Regions from separate parts of the Homo sapiens genome. Here region 1 is linked to region 2. The links are chromatin loops, found by intact Hi-C in ENCODE. Cell type or tissue: CD4-positive, alpha-beta T cell. All regions are shown on one strand.

Region 1 (8,000 bases), 94 kb before region 2:
AGCACTGGCCATCTCACAGGTCCTCCTGCTGTCAGGCCCGTGCATCCCCTCTCCATTCCCCTCTGCTGCTAGAGCCATCACTCAGTGCTGCGGACGGTACCCCTCCCAGGGCAGGAGGTAGGTGGATCCCCATAGCGTCATGAATGACTCTGCTTTAGTCAGCTGCCTGGGCTTTACCAGCCCCTTCCTCATCAGATCCTGGCATTCTCTGTAGCCAACCTGAAGACAGAGCATTTGCTTTTAGAGAACTCCAGCCTCGATTTGTTCTTTAGTGACTTTTTTCCTACCGTGAATTAACAAGTTGGTATTTGGATTTCATTTTTAAGATGTAAGTTAAATTGTTTCCTAGAATTGAGTCCTTGAATCAATTCACCTTCAGATTGTAATCTGAGCTCCATGTCATGGTTTACAAAGCTGTCAGTGATCTGGCCTTTGGCCACCTGTTCTACTTCTCCTCTGCAGGGTCCCGGACCCTAGGTGCTACAGAATTGAGTTCCTACTTGGTGGCAGTCTTTCCTCTGCCTGGGATACCACCTCCTCCCCCTTCTATTTCTTTTCTTTCTTTCTTTTTTTTTTTGAGATGGAGTCTCGCTTTGTCGCTCAGGCTGGAGTGCAGTGGCGCGATCTTAGCTCACTGCAACCTCCACCTCCTGGGTTCCAGCGATTCTTCTGCCTCAGCCTCCCGAGTAGCTGGGATTATAGGTGCACACCACCATGCCCGGCTAATTTTTGTATTTTTAGTAGAGACGGGGTTTCACCATGTTGGCCAGGCTGGTCGCAAACTCCTGACCTCGTGATCTGCCCGCGTCAGCCTCCCGAAGTGCTGGGATTACAGGTATCAGTCACCGCGCCCGGCCTCCCCCTTCAATTTTTGACTACCTCCAGCTCGTTTATTCCAAACGCAGCTCAGGATTTGCTCTGGAATGAAGCCTTCTCCACCTCTTCAGGGCAGCATCAGGTGGCCCTCCTCTGTTCTCCCAGAATCCCTCATTCTACCCTCTATTACAGCCTCTCGTCTTATTTGATCTCCACATCTACATGGCTGGTTTTCTTGTTTATCTTTCCCTGTAGACTCTGAGCAACTCCAGCAGGCTCCAGGTCAGTTCTCCCCAACACACTGTACCTAAATCATTTCTCTTTTGGCACCTATTGGGAGTATCCTGTGCTTTTTTCTTTTCTTTTTGCCTGATTTTTGGCATTTTAATTTTGCTTTTTCTTGATAGAATTGCTAGATTTCTATAGACGTTAGCTGTGGACTCTAAGGCAGTCCTCTCCAAAGGCATAGTGTTTGTACTACGATGGATGCGGAGCCACGAAGACTGAGTTGGGGATGGAGCCATCAGCAGGCAGCTGGGGGCGCTGCTGTGGATGAGACGCTGAGCTGACACGTGGAGACTCTTAACGATGATCGTTTCTGGGTGGATCCCAGCTGTAAATGCTTGAGACAACTTGCTTGCAGTCACCTGTAATGTTTGGTACAAATCAGGATTTGTAATTTATAGGTTCTATAATTAATATTTCAGAATTCAATATATTATTTTGCGATTTTTGAGATCTTGATTAATAATAGCAGAATAGTAACAGCCCCAAGGGAACTAAACAACACCATCATTCATAAAATGTTGTGAATCTGTTACGAGCTAATTTGAAATACGGAGCCTAAGGTGTTTTTGGTAAAAAAAAAAAAAAAAAATTTTTTTTTTTTTCTTGAGACAGAGTCTCACTCTGTTGCCCAGGCTGGAGTGCAGGGATGCAATCATGGCTCATTGCAGCCTCAAGTCCCCAGGCTCGAGAGATCCTCTCACCTCAGCAGCCCCCTGAGTGCCTGGGACTATAGGCACACCACCACACCTGGCTCATTTTATTTTTTGCAGATACGGAGTCTCCTTATGTTGCCCAGGCTGGTCTCAAACTCCTGTCCTCAAGTGATTCAAAGTACTGGGATTACAGACGTGAGCCACCGCGCCTGGCCTTAAAAATATTTTTAAACTTCCTTAAAATGCCGAAAAGATAGGAACAATGAAATACTCAAAAGAGGATTGATTTTTAAGCCTGGCTCCACACCAATTTTTGGTAACTTCATTTCTCTGTACTAGAAGTGAGGAATACAAAGATGAATGAGACAGGGTTCCTGTCACCATCTAGTGGGAGAGACAGGCTGGCAAACCAACAGTTAATCAAGGAGGTAATTTAGGTAAATGATTTTGAGCTGACATATTGGATTTATCTTTGGAGGCAGTAATTCCAAGGACAAGAACTAACTGCCTTTCTGCCAGAGCGCACATGTGAGGGTCAGAGTTCTTAGGCATAAATCAAACAATGAGTTGAACCAGTCCTCAGAGGAGATAACTGCAAACATAGGTTTGCTTAGGTTACCAACCATTGTCCCGCAGGCAGAAATCCACCATACTATTTCTTGCTGGTATTGAATTTGGTGGCCGTGTATGCAATATTTTCTGGGATGTCCTACGAATTCTGTTTCTAGAGACTTGCTTTACTACCTGAATAGTTTCCTTTGAATTTTCTTTTATTATTCTAATTATTCTTCATTATAAGTTGCTTTGCTTTGTCCTTTTTTTTTTTTTTTCAGTTTTTTTGTTAAACATTATTGGTGTGGAAAATTGTCCCTTAGGAAGCCATCCATCATTTGCTTTTTATGATTTTCAAGGAGATGCTTTTCTATGAGATGGTAGTGGAAGTGGTTGCTACGATACTAGACATAGGGCCGGGTGCGGTGGCTCACGCCTGTAATCCCAGCACTTTGGGAGGTTGAGGCAGGTGGATCACAAGTTCAGGAGTTCGAGACCAGCCTCGCTGACATGGTGAAACCCCATCTCTACGAAAAATACAAAAATTGGCTGGGTGTGGTGGTGGGCACCTATAATCCCAGCTACTTGGGAGGCTGAGGCAGAAGAGTTGCTTGAACCCGGGAGGCAGAGGTTGCGGTGAGCTGAGATGGTGCCACTGCACTCCGGCCTGGGCGACAGAGCAAGACTCCATCTCAGGGAAAAAAAAAACAAAAAACCACAATACTAGACATAGTTAATGAATAATATTAGTTAACAAAGAGGTTTGAGAACTAGGAAAGATTCTCTAAGGTTATTCTTTGATAAATCACTCGTTTTCACAGAGTTACTGCTTACTGTGGGTAATTTGTTTGCTGTTGGTTGACAATGAACCTACTTAGGAGAAGATATGATCCTTCAGGACTTTTATTTGTTCGAAATGAAAAAATTATTTCTCCTTTCAATAACAGACAGTGGTGCTTTTCTGTTATAATTCAAAACAGGTTTCGGAACACATGTCATTTTCAGGGAGAAGGAAAGGATGAATGAATGAGCTGGAGTACACTTTCTAGAACATATAAAGGGGATATGGGAACTGGATGCAGGTAAATCTTTCATGCTTATTAAGAACATTTTAATGTTTCTCAGTTGATGTATGAAGTACTTGTATTCGGCATTTGCTTCTTCAATCACAAGGAGGCAGCATAGTCTCATGGGAGGAGGGGAAGTGAGTCTATTCAAAACACCTGTTCTTCCTGCTGCCTGTGCTGTTCTTGTCCAGAAGGCCCCCTGGAGCTGGGAGTGTCTCATGGAGTCATTCAGTTCCCTGCTTCCTGGTAGAGTTGCCCCTTAACCATATGAAACAATATCTCCCACATGCTAAAAATAGCCAGGGTCTGAGTCCAGGACTTTCATGTTGACGGTCTCATGTACCTGGTGGCCCTGGGAGCGGGATGTCCTCATCTCACTCATCTCTGTTACTGTGAGTCCTACCAAGCCTGGCCAAAGTTGCCTCCTTAATAATTAGTCCTTGAATAGAATCCCCTAGGTAGTGGTTATTGACTTGCAAAATATAACACTGACTTTATACCATGTTTTTTTGTCTCATGGGGACAAAAACACTTCTCTCATAGAATATGTTTTGTTTGTGGGGAAATGAACAAAATGAGGTAAAAAACCCCAATCATCCTATGAGTAAGTTATTTTTCTGATAGAAGAGAGGGTCCAAGTTCAAGTTATAAGTGTAACTAGCCACATAGTTTCACTTAAGTCATTTCATTTTGCTGGGCTTCAGTCTCCCCATTTGGAAAATGAATGAATGTGCCTATGATATTCCAGTGTAAGTTGTGGGAACATGCCAGATATAGCAAACTGGGAAGCAATTGTAGCCAGATATGTTGAGGCACATGAATATAAGACATTTTTATCTGGGTCCTGTTTTCCCTTCTGTGACTGATTCTTTCTGGGCCCTGGGACATTTATATTCAGCCTCTGCATTTGTACATTCATTTGTTCATTCACCCACTCATTTATTCAATAAATATTTATTGAGTACTTAAATATGTGCCAGGAACTGTTCTAGGTCTCAGGATATAAGAGGGTACCAAAAAAGCAGGATCTTTTTTTTTTTTTTCAGAGAGCCTACCTTCCAGTGGGAGAGATGGACCACAAATACATAAGCAAATACATATACAAAATCATTGCAGATTATGAAAAATGGTAAGAAAGAGATAAAAAGTGTGACCGGATGGAAGGTAACTGGGGCAATCACTTTTAGGCAGATGCCTCTGAGATGCCATCTGAGCTGAGACTTGACAGATGAAGTGCCAACAATCTCAGCCTCTAAGCCTGCCAAGCTTGAGATGTTATTTGTATTAGTAATTTGCAGGTGCAAATGACCCACCTAGACTGTTTCTAGTGCACAGTATGCTTTGTTGACAAAATGCCCTGAAGCAAAATGCCACAGATGTCAGCTTCAGTTTTGTGGATTTTCATAGCATCTTCCCGTAAGGTTGGTCATTGTCGTTCCCAACCACTCCCCGGTTTGGGGGAAAGGACACAGGGTGTCCTCTGACTCTGGTGCACACAGGGTGTCCTCTGACTCTGGTGCACACATGAGCTCTCACCAGTCCTGCTGGGACCAGGCTGCAGGCAAAGAACAAACACCTACTTAATGAACTGTGATGACAGAGGAGTGGCCATTTGCTTCCTCCAGTGCTGTCCATGCCAGCTCCTGAGCCCATTTGTCACTTCCTGGGGACACAGCTGACTCATAGAGCACTGGCAGTAATCTTGGCCTGGGAGAGGTGGGAAACAGAAGGCTTGGATAAAAGCAGGTGGAGCTGGTGGCTGCCTAGGTAATATGATGGGAATTTTTGTCCACTGACCTGTCCACAATTCTTGGAATTCTGCTAGAACTCAGTATCCAATCCACTTGGTTCTGAAAGGTTTTTTTTGATTTTTGACCTTCAGCTCGCTCACTAATGTGAATGTTTGGAGGAGGATACCACTGTTTAGAAACATAATTTAGCATATTAAAAAAGACTCACAAAAAATCTCAAAATGGCAAAATCAGGTTATAGGTGTTAGGCCCTGGATCTCATTTTATCCAGAATTGTTCCATCTCTGAAATGACAAATTCATACACTCTAGAGCATGACACATAGTCTTCTAACCTTCCCACTGAGTTACCCATATTACACTGCCCTTCAGCCTCCTGGAGACCTCTTTTTCTTTTTAAAAAAAACTTTTATTTTGGGTTCAGGGGTATGGAGATCTCTTTTTCTATGAAAGGATCACAGTCTGTATCTGCCTTAAGATATAGTCATAGACAACCGTTATTCAAAGTAAGGGGCCATAAGTTTGGACGCCATGGCTCATGCTTGTAATCCCAGCACTTTGGGAGGCCGAGGCAGGTGGATTGCTGGAGCCCAGGAGTTCAAGACCAGCCTGGGCAACATGGCGAAATACAGAAAACTTCAAAAATTAGCTGGGCATGGTGGCACACATCTATGGTCCCAGCTACTCAGAAGACCGAGGTGGGAGAATCACTTGACCCCAGGAGGCAGAAGATGCAGTGAGCTATGATCGCACCACTACACACCAGCCTGGGCAATAGAATGAGAACCCATCTCAAAAAAAAGGTAAAGGGCCATGATTGTATGTCTATTTGTGTGTGTATGATTTTATCACTTTATTTGACAATCAGTGGTTGGCTCTCACCCACATTGACTGTCTATAGATGTTTGAAAGTGGTCACAGGTACATAGTTAAACCAAAGTATAGAGTTTGTTTGCTGAACCTTCACCCTCATTATGTTTTCTGCACGATAAACATGGATGTGGTACGGCCCTTCCTTTCACCCAGACATTTGTTGAGCCTAGTATTAGTGCGTACATCTGGAGTCCCCATCTCCATCATGGCAGATTTCTGGATCTCTCTTGAGTGCCTGAGGGGTATTCTTCTTGAAGCCCACTCCATGGATGCACCTGTGAATGTTGATGGTGTATCCTCAGGTCACTGCCTCATTGATGGCAGAATGACCCCCCTTTTTCTGGCTACCCTTTTTGCAGGAGTCATTCTGCTGGGCCCAAGTGGGAAGCCATTATATCCTCTATTACCTACCTTTCAGTTTAAGAAAATATTACTGTGATAGGCTGAAAAATGCTCTTCCAAAGCTACCAGGTCCTCATCTCTGAAGCCTGGAAATGTTCAGTTTGGAAAAAATGTCATAGCAGATATGATTGAGTTAAGGCTTTTTTTTTTCCTTTGTGACAGAGTCTCACTCTGATGCCCAGGCTGGAGTGCAGTGGTGCAGTGATGCAGTGGCTCACTGCAACCTCCGCCTCCTGGGTTCAAGCAATTCTCCTGCCTCAGCCTCCTGAGTAGCTGGGATTACAGGCGCGTGCCACCAAGCCCAGCTAATTTTTGTATTTTTAGTAGAGATGGGGTTTCGCAATGTTGGCCAGGCTGGTCTCAAACTTCTGACCTCAAGTGATCCACCTGCCTCAGACTCCTAAAGTTCTGGGATTACAGGCGTGAGCCACCGCACACAGCCGAGTTAGACTTTTGAAGTAGGGAGATTATCCTGGATTATCCAGGTGGGCCCTAAATGTAATTACATGTATTCTTTTGGAGACAGGCAGAAGATTTCACACTTGACACACACACAAACACACACACACACACACACACACACACACACACAGGCCCTGTGAAGACAAGCAGATTTGAAGATTGGAGTGTTGTGGCCACAAACCAAGGAATGCCAGCAGCCACCAAAATACCAAAAGTTGGAAGAGGTAAGGAACAGATTCTCCCCTAGAGCCTTCACAGCCCTGCCCACACCTTCATTTCGGCCCAGTGATACTGATTTTGGACTTCTGGCCTCCAGAACTATGAGAGAATACATTTCAGGTGCTTTAAACCACTGAGTTTGTGGTCATTTGCTACAGCAGCCACAGAAACTAATGCAGTTACCCATGCAATGAAAGCCACTGGTGTTCCTCTACTGAAATGCCGCCCTCTCTCTCCACTCTCCGGAGGGAACCAGGACCTTGAATTTGGTGTTTATTATTTCCTGCATTTCATTTTACTTTATTGCATATTTATGTATTCTGAAATAATGTCGTTTTATATATTTCATACTGTATCCTGTATATTGCTTTTTGCCCAACGTATTTTATAGATTATATATGTTGATACATGTAGCTCTAATTTTCTCTGTAGCATAGTATTCCATGGTGTGTATGCGTACCTGCACATATGTGTGCATGCTACAATTTTTTTTTTTTGAGACAGAGTTTCCCTCTGTCGCCCAGGCTGGAGTGCAGTGGCGCCATCTTGGCTCACTGCAAACTCCACCTCCCAGATTCCAGTGATTCTCGTGCCTCAGCCTCCCAAGTAGCTGGGATTACAGGTGTGCGCCACCATGCCCAGCTAATTTTTGTATTTTTAGTAGAGACGGGGTTTCACCATGTTGGCCAGGCTGGTCTCAAACTCCTGGCCTCAAGTAAACTGCCCACCTCGGCCTCTCAAAGTGCTGGGATTATAGGCGTGAGCCACTGTACCCAGCCCACAATTTTTAAATCAGTTCTTCTGTTAATGAACATTTAGGTTGTTTTTGGTTTTTCTGTCTTTCAAACAGTGCTGCAGTGAACATTTCCGTATGTATCTTCTTGTGCTTATGTGCAGAAGTGTTTCTAGGATATTTAC
Region 2 (8,000 bases):
AGCTGGTATTGGTGTTTCTAGTTGAGGGTCGTGGTATTTCCAGGGTTTCACAGAGGCCAGATTTTATTTCAGTTACTCAGAAGAGAAAGAAAATGTCTTCTGAAAGAGGTGAACTCAGTCATTACCAATAGAAAAAGTATCCACTGTATTTATCTCTTATACAAACAGAAAAATATAACATTTTCCCCCTTAGAATATATATATATATATATATATATATATATATATATATATATATATATATATAAAACTTAAGGTTCTATTGTATGTATCCGAACAATAAAATCTGGAAACCAGCATGAAACTCTATTATTCACATGTTAAAATGTTGAAACTATGACCAAAATATGAAAACTGCTGGAGCTATCAGAAAGACACAAGACAAAAAGCTTCTTGCATATGTATAAACTAAATGTGATAATCTCAAAAAACTGTTCAAAATTATAATTACTTTCCAGTTTAAAAACTTTAATCCTAAATTAAAAAAAAAAATCTATACACAAACCACTGATTTGCCCAGACCAAAGAAAGAAAGAAAGAAAGAAAAGAAAGAAAGAAAGAAAGAAAGAAAGAAAGAAAGAAAGAAAGAAAGAAAGAAAGAAAGAAAGAAAGAAAAAGAAATCAGCGGTAAGGTAAGCAGGACCCAGAGGAGCTGATATTCACAGTTCTTACATGGACAACTCTTTCAGGAATTATCCATAAAGTACTTTATTTTACAACCTGCTTTTCTTATAAAACTAAAGGTGCACTTTTTTACATAAAAGTTTTATACAGTGTTAAAACCAGAACTGTGTGTAAAATACTGCATGTAAATGTTTCTAAATAGTCTTGTTCCAGTGGTTCATCGGTGACTTCTGTGGCTTCGTCATCATTATCCATGGATGATTCTGAAAGAATCTCTCCAGTTTTACTGGAATTGGATCCTACTAATTCTTCTGTTTCACGGCAGTCAGAAGAACCACTACTTTCAGGGCCTTCGTTTTCACTACCTTCAGAATGTAGTAAATCTTTCTCAGCTTGAGACACATCAGATTCCTCCATTTCATTATTTTCCTCAGAAGTCTCTTCATTCACAGTTGAGGCATCATCAGATTCTTTTTCTTGGTTTTTTCTTTCTGGGACCATTTCTCTTGATGTCATAAAAGACTCTAAAAATAAGCAAATGTTGTTGTACTTAAATTTTATATTCAAAATACCTCCACAGTTAAGTTTCGTGAATTCTGATGTTCTGTAGTTCAAATCACATCCCCTGAAATTCAGCAGCAACTGCATACAGGTGGGAGAAAAGCCCAGCGTCGACATTACAAGGAGTTCCATGATGTACAATTCTTTCACAAAAACAATGAATGCAAGAATTTGAGGATCTCCTTACTCCTCCCTTTTACAGATGGTCTCTCAATCCCTTCTTCTTCCTCTTCATCTTCATCTTCTTCTGAACGCGCTGCCGGGTACCATGGCTTTTTTTGTCTTTATCATGAGATGAAGGTGATGCTTCTGTTTCTTCTACCATAACTGAAGAAATTTCGCTGCAAGTCGCTTGACTGGCTATTTCTCCGACTTCGCCTTTTTTGTCAAACCTGAGTCTTTTTACCTCATGCCCCTCAGCTTCCACAGCATCTTCATCTGGATGTTTATTTCTCAAAGGGCTCACTGAGGAAACTTCTGATTCAGATGTCGAAGAGTCACTGAGTTTTCTCTTCATTTTGCTGCAAATTTGCCTCTTTGCTGTCTGTGCTCTCAGGCCACCCATTTGTTGTCATGGGGGCTGACAGAGAAACCTTTGGTCGATTACGTGGCCTGGGTGTCCCAGGCCCATTTATATTAGACCTCTCAGTATAGCTTGGTGCATTTCCAGGAAACATCACACCATTCATTCGATTTAAACTATTGGAATTGTTTTTCTCTGAAGAAGGATAAACACAGCTAACAACCATCACGTTCTTTTCTACTCCTCTGAGAAATTTGTCTGTTCCTGTATAGTTTCTCCTCGGATCTGTTAACAATTCACATAATCGCTGAATAGTAAAAGGGATACGGTTAAATCCAGTGACAGTTTTTCAGTATTCTTCCCTTTGTTTCATCACAGGGAATATATTCGACATTAGGGTTGGGAGGACCTCTTGGCGCAGGAGCTGAAGTTCTGAAATCATCCATCACTTTCTCCAGTTTGAAAATAAAATAGCCTTTAAATTGGGACCACGGAATCTGTTTCTCCAGTCTTGGCTACATGACAAAAGGAACTGATCCAGGACAGGACAGACTTTCTTTTTTGCCTCTTCTCAAAATCTTCCAGCGCCTCCTGGAGCCTGTCGACGTCCATGGCTTCCCGGAGTCCCTCACAGCCTCCGCCTCCCTCCGCGGGTCTCTTGGGGACCGGAACGCCTCCCCCCACCCCCCGACGTCCTCCCACTCCCTCGCACACCCTCCAGCACGCAGGCCAAGTGGGGTGGGGGGGAACGAAGGGAGCCGGGGAAGCGTGTGAGAGAGTGAGACCGACAGAGTGAGCACCTCCCCAAGCCGCTACCACCAGCCCTCCAACATGGCGCCTGGCACATCACCCTAAAAAGTCATTTCTTGGAGAAGCGATGGATGACAGAGATTAATCTGAGAGTTACTATTAATGGAGAAACTTAGAACTTACCATTTTTCCTGTGAGGTTTCGGTGCTGATACTTCTATTCTGTGAGTTCTGGCAATTGTGTCCGTTCACCCAGCCTGGTGATGCAGCAGGTGTCACAGAAGGACCCTGTCCCAGCTGGTCCTGCTCCACTGCTAGGATGGTGTGGCCTCTGATCTGTGACCGTGTCTTGAGGGGAGACCAGGCCCTTGATCACAAGCGTATCCATGGTGAGGTTCCGTGGATGGAAGCTCATGGATGTTCCTTCCTGATGTTCATCTGCCACCATGCTATTGAATGCATCTTGTTTATAACTGTCTTCTAAATATTGAATAGAAATAAAGCGTTTTTACAGTATGGGTAAGGTATAAAGAATATTGACACATTGGACACAGAGGACCTCCACCAAGTTTAGGGAGTAGAATCTGAAGAGACATAGCTTTGGATGCTCCCTGGAGGCCCTGCCTGAGTCCCAGTCCCTTCCCTTCTCCTACGGAGGGAATCACTTCCTGCTTTAGTCTTTATTATTTGCACACTTTCCTTCATAGTATGTTTCTTTCACCGTGTGTGTACATCCCTAAAAGATATGCCATTTAGTTTTTGAACTTTCTGTTTTCTTTTTGAGGCAGGGTCTTGCTCTGTTGCCTCGGCTGTAGTTTTGAACTTTGACGTGAGGGAATTCTCCTGCGTGGCTGCTCCTGCACTGCATGGCTCTGAGCACCTGCTCTGTGTCTATTTTTGTCCTCCATTCTCTCCCTGAGACCCACCCACACTGACATGGCTCATTTTCATTGCTGCATGGTCTCCCGTCGTCTGAGGGGAGCATGGGAAATGTCTTCATCTTCCCGTGGATGAGTGTTTGGCCAGGTTGGGGCCCTTAGGACTGTGTTTTGTTGGGAACGTTCTTGGGCATTTCTTTTGTACACAAGCGCAAGTTTCTTCTGGTCAGTAGCTTTCAAATTTTAAAATTTCATCCCAGGTAAAAATGTAATTTTCCTCATAACCCACAACACACACACTTTCATATACAAGCATAGCAGAAATATACTTCACAAGCGTTAGCAGTGCCTGGTGTTCCTGCTTCTCTCCATTCTCCCCAACGCTGGCATGGATTGGGTTGTGGGATTTTTGCCCGTCTGGTGGTTGTCACGTGATATCTCCCCCTGTTAGGCTGAGCCCCTCTTCATGTTTTCATTAGCCATTCCTCCACATTTCCTCTTCTGTGGAGGGCCGGTTCAGCTCTTTTGCCCAGTTTCTGTTAAGTTGTTTGAATTTTTGCACTTTTCCTTTATTATTCCTATTACTATGTTTTTGAGACAATATCACTCTGCCACCCAGGCTGGAGTGCAGTGGCGCGATCTCAGCTCACTGCAACCTCCATCTTCTGGGTTCAAATGATTCTCCTGCCTCAGCCTCCCAAGTGGCTGGGATTACAGGCACGCACCACCACGCCCAACTAATTTTTATATGTTTACTACAGATGGGGTTTCACCATGTTGTCCAGGCTGGTCTGAAACTCCTGACCTCAGGTGATTCTCCCACCTCAGCCTCCCAAAGTGCTGGGATTATGTGGGTGGCAAGCCACCCAGGCACCGAGGCAAGAGACAGAGGACACGAGCTGTTCCAGTATAATAAAATATAAAACAAGAATAGTTATACCAGATATAGATCTTAGATATGATTATATATGAATATCATTAATCATTAGTTTGTAGCAATTACTTTTTATTCCAATATTATGATAATCCTTGCTCTATAATCGTAGCCTAGGAAAAACCAGGCCATACAGAGATAGGAGCTGAGGGGACATAGTGAGGTGTGACCAGAAGACAAGAGTGCGAGCCTTCTGTTATGCCCGGACCGGGCCACCAGAGGGCTCCTTGGTCTAGCGGTGATGCCAGCGTCTGGGAAGATGCCTGTTACCAGGCGGATAGCAAAAGGTGTCAAGGAACAACACCCGATACTTAGCAGACCGGGAAAGGGCGGGGAGGGGGGGGGGTCTCCCTTTCCCCGGGGGAGTTTAGAGAAGACTCTGCTCCTCCACCTCTTGTGGAGGGCCTGACATCAGTCAGGCTCGCCTGCAGTTATCCGGAGGCCTAACCGTCTCCCTGTGATGCTGTGCTTCAGTGGTCACGCTCCTAGTCCGCCTTCATGTTTCATCCTGTACACCTGGCTCTGCCTTCTAGATAGCAGTAGTAAATTAGTAAAAATACTAATAGTCCCTGATATGCGGAAATAATGGCATAAGCTGTCTTTCTCTCTGTCTCCTCTCCCTCTCTGCCTCGGCTGCCAGGCAGGGAAGGGCCCCCTGTCCAGTGGACACGTGACCCACGTGACCTTACCTATCATTGCAGGTGACTCACATTCTTTACCCTGCCCCTTCTGCCTTGTATCCAATAAATAACAGCGCAGCCAGACATTCGGGGCACTACCGTTCTCCGCGCATTGGTGGTAGTGGCCCCCCGGGCCCAGCTGCCCTTTCTCTTATCTCTTTGTCTTGTGTCTTTATTTCTACACTCTCTCGTCGCCGCACACAGGGAGAGACCCACCGACCCTGTGGGGCTGGTCCCTGCAGGGTTATAGGCATGAGCCACCATGCCCGGCCTGCTTTTTTCTTTTTCAAAAGGACTCTTTCTAGATTATACCTATTCATTCCGGTGACTATATGTGGGGCAAAGATGGGTTTGAATCCACCAGGATAAACGTGCCGGATCTCCTCTCTGATGGAAGAAGAGACAGGGATAGAAGGGTGCAGAGAATCAGAGCCAAGAGGAGGCCGAGTCAGGCGGGGGTTGCAGGCTGCTGTGAGGACTTGGCTGCTTCTCTGAGTCTGGTGGGATTAGCAGGGGATTTAAACAGAGGAACCGTGGGATCTCCCTTATGCATTTCTGCCATGGTTGGCTCAGCTGAACACACCTCTTGAGCAAGACTTGGTCTTGGACACCCAGAGGCCCTTGGTTGAGGGTTTACCTCCTGGCGTGGCCACTGACACATCCACGTTTGTCTCCCACACGGCTGGGCGGCCCCGAGACCTGCTGTGCGTGCCCTTCTCATTGGTGGCATTTCTCAAGTTTGTCCCCTCTCAAGTCTGCCCCATCCGGAAAACCAAACACCTCTCTCTCCTACATGGAAACCCCCGTCAGCACCTCCTCCTGACTCACAGGGCATCCCGTCAACATCACAGTCCCAACCTTCCCACATGGAGAAGCTCATGGGACCCCCGATGGACCAGGACAGTGCCAGCACTAAGACGTGCCCTGAAACTCACAGGAAGAGCGGACCAAGAAGCCGGGAACAGCACGGGGCACTGGGAGCTGCAAACGCCCACGATACTGTGAGAGACGGAGAAAGGTATGACAGGAGGAGCAGACCAAGAAGACGGGAACAGCACGGCGCACTGGGAGCTGCAAATGCCCACGATACCGTGAGAGATGGAGAAAGGTATGGCCATGGCGGTCACAAAATGTTCCTCAACATTTATTAAAGGCCTAAATGGAGAACATAACGCTATCAAACCCTTAGCTAAAAACACAGGGGAAAATTCGTATGGCCTGGGGTTAGGCGAAAAGTTCTTAGACATGACACCAAAAGCATGATTCATAAGATTGACAAATTAAATTTAGTCATAAATTTAAAATTATAATTCTATAAAGCAATATAAAAATCCAAAGAGAATGAAACATGAACTATGGTCTAGAAATAAACATTTGTGAATCACACGTCTCACAACCTACTGGCACGCAGGATATATGAAGAACCATCAAAACTTAACCATAAGAAAGTAAAAACCCCAGTATTAAAGAGAGGGCCAATATTGGAACGGAGGCCTCATCAAAGAAGGTATAAGGAGGGCATATTGCCCGAGAAAGAGGCTCAACATCATAGAGATGCTGGAGAAATGCCAGTCAGCAGTACCTCTGCAAATCCATTAAAATGGCTAAAAACAGACAAAACCCATGGGCCAACCCAGGTTCTAGTGATGATGCAGAGGAACTGGGACCCTCATAAGCTGCAGTGGGAATGGGAGGGGTCCCGCCATGCTGGAAAGTGGTCCTGGAGTTTCTTACGAAGTTAAGCACATCCTTACCATGTCATCCAGCAACCCCACTGCTGAAATGTCCCCCAAGGGAAAACTTAAACGTGCACACACAAACCTGCACACAAGTGTTTAGGCCTCATTCCTCATTGCCAATAACTGGAAGAAAACAAAATGTCCGTCGGCAGGAGCAGGAGAAGGCGTGAACTAACGCGGATGCTTCCACACAGGGGGCACCAACCAGCAGTGGAAAGATGCACCCAAATGCCCCAGGTCTCCCAGGCTACATGCCCGTTGAAGGAAGCTAGTTTCGGTGGGCACAGGCCAAAGGATGCCAACACATGACATCTTGGAGAAGACAGTGTACCGTGTCGGGGAGCAGGGCAGTGGTTTCGAGGGGCTACGGGTGGAGGGGCGAATGGAGGAGCTCTCTGGGGCGATGGCGTGAGCACCTGCACCTCACTGTGGGCTGCTGCGGCTGAGGGGCTGGTACGGCAAACACTGGCTTCAGTACATGCAGACTGAAGGAGGAAGGCTCCCACAACTCAGAGACAGAGGGTGTCGCCTCCATGAAACAAAAACATATTTTAAAAAAAAACCTCTTAAAATTAAGAAAAAAACCACAAAAAGTATTTCATAAGCGCATTGACTTTGAGTTGACACAATCTACCTGGGAGCATGGAACTGAAACCACAGGCTTGGCAATCCCGGAGGGAGAGGGTGGAGGGTTTAGACCTCAATTGAAGGGCTCAGTACCTGGCTATAGGAAATAACATTTAAAAAGCAGCAGGGTGGAAATAATTTCTGCTGATGAGGTTGCATCTCTCCAGATAGCCGGCAGAGTAAATTAAAGCAATATAGTCTTGCTCTGTTGCCCAGGCTGGAGTGAAGTGGCGCCATCTCCGCTCACTGTAAGCTCCGCGGGAGAATCTCTTGAACCCTGGAGGCAGAGGTTGCGGTGAGCCGAGATCCCGCCATTCCACTCCAGCCTGGGCAACAAGAGCGAAACTCCGTCTCAAACCAAACAAAATTAGGTAACTAACCCAGGACTAAAACAGCGTAACTTTAAAAAAATAAGTCTAGGAGGTATGATGTTCATTCCCTGCAAGCCAATAAAGGTCACGTCTGGGGCATACATCTAAAAAAATAATCCTAAAGAGAAAGTTATGGTCACAAATATGTTCTGTATGGTGTTATTAAGAGCAAAAATGGGAAACAACCCAAATATCAGTAAAATGGGACTGAACCCTTGCAAATTTACTAAAATAAAATTGTTAAACATGATGCACAAGACGAAGATTTTAATAAAGTGAAAAGACAGGAAACATACTTACTAATGATTATTGGT

Evidence for each region. Hi-C counts contacts between places; a loop is a spot of excess contacts. Peaks named below come from ENCODE experiments on the same cell type or tissue, not always from the same donor. Only the 100,000 strongest peaks of a DNase experiment are listed, where the experiment ranks them.
Region 1: a loop joins it to region 2, with 7 times the contacts of the local background. A loop is called at or near these places in 6 of 110 quality-filtered maps.

Annotation. Positions count from the first base shown.
Region 1 is chr3:195,555,216-195,563,215 of GRCh38, forward strand. It overlaps the pseudogene RPL31P64. Among named protein-coding and RNA genes, the nearest start is that of PPP1R2, 16 kb to the left of the region's middle. In CD4-positive, alpha-beta T cell, CTCF peaks have their summits at 1,336 (motif pointing right), 1,544, 3,485 (motif pointing right) and 3,686; DNase peaks (open chromatin) are centred at 116, 1,356 and 3,506; H3K27ac peaks cover 440 bases.
Region 2 is chr3:195,649,319-195,657,318 of GRCh38, forward strand. LOC105374297 (a long non-coding RNA gene) reads right to left here and starts at 2,841. Exons shown (of 3, transcript NR_136186.1): 1 at 2,642-2,841; 2 at 1-75. It also overlaps the pseudogene LOC100288016. In CD4-positive, alpha-beta T cell, a CTCF peak has its summit at 4,531 (motif pointing right); a DNase peak (open chromatin) is centred at 4,578.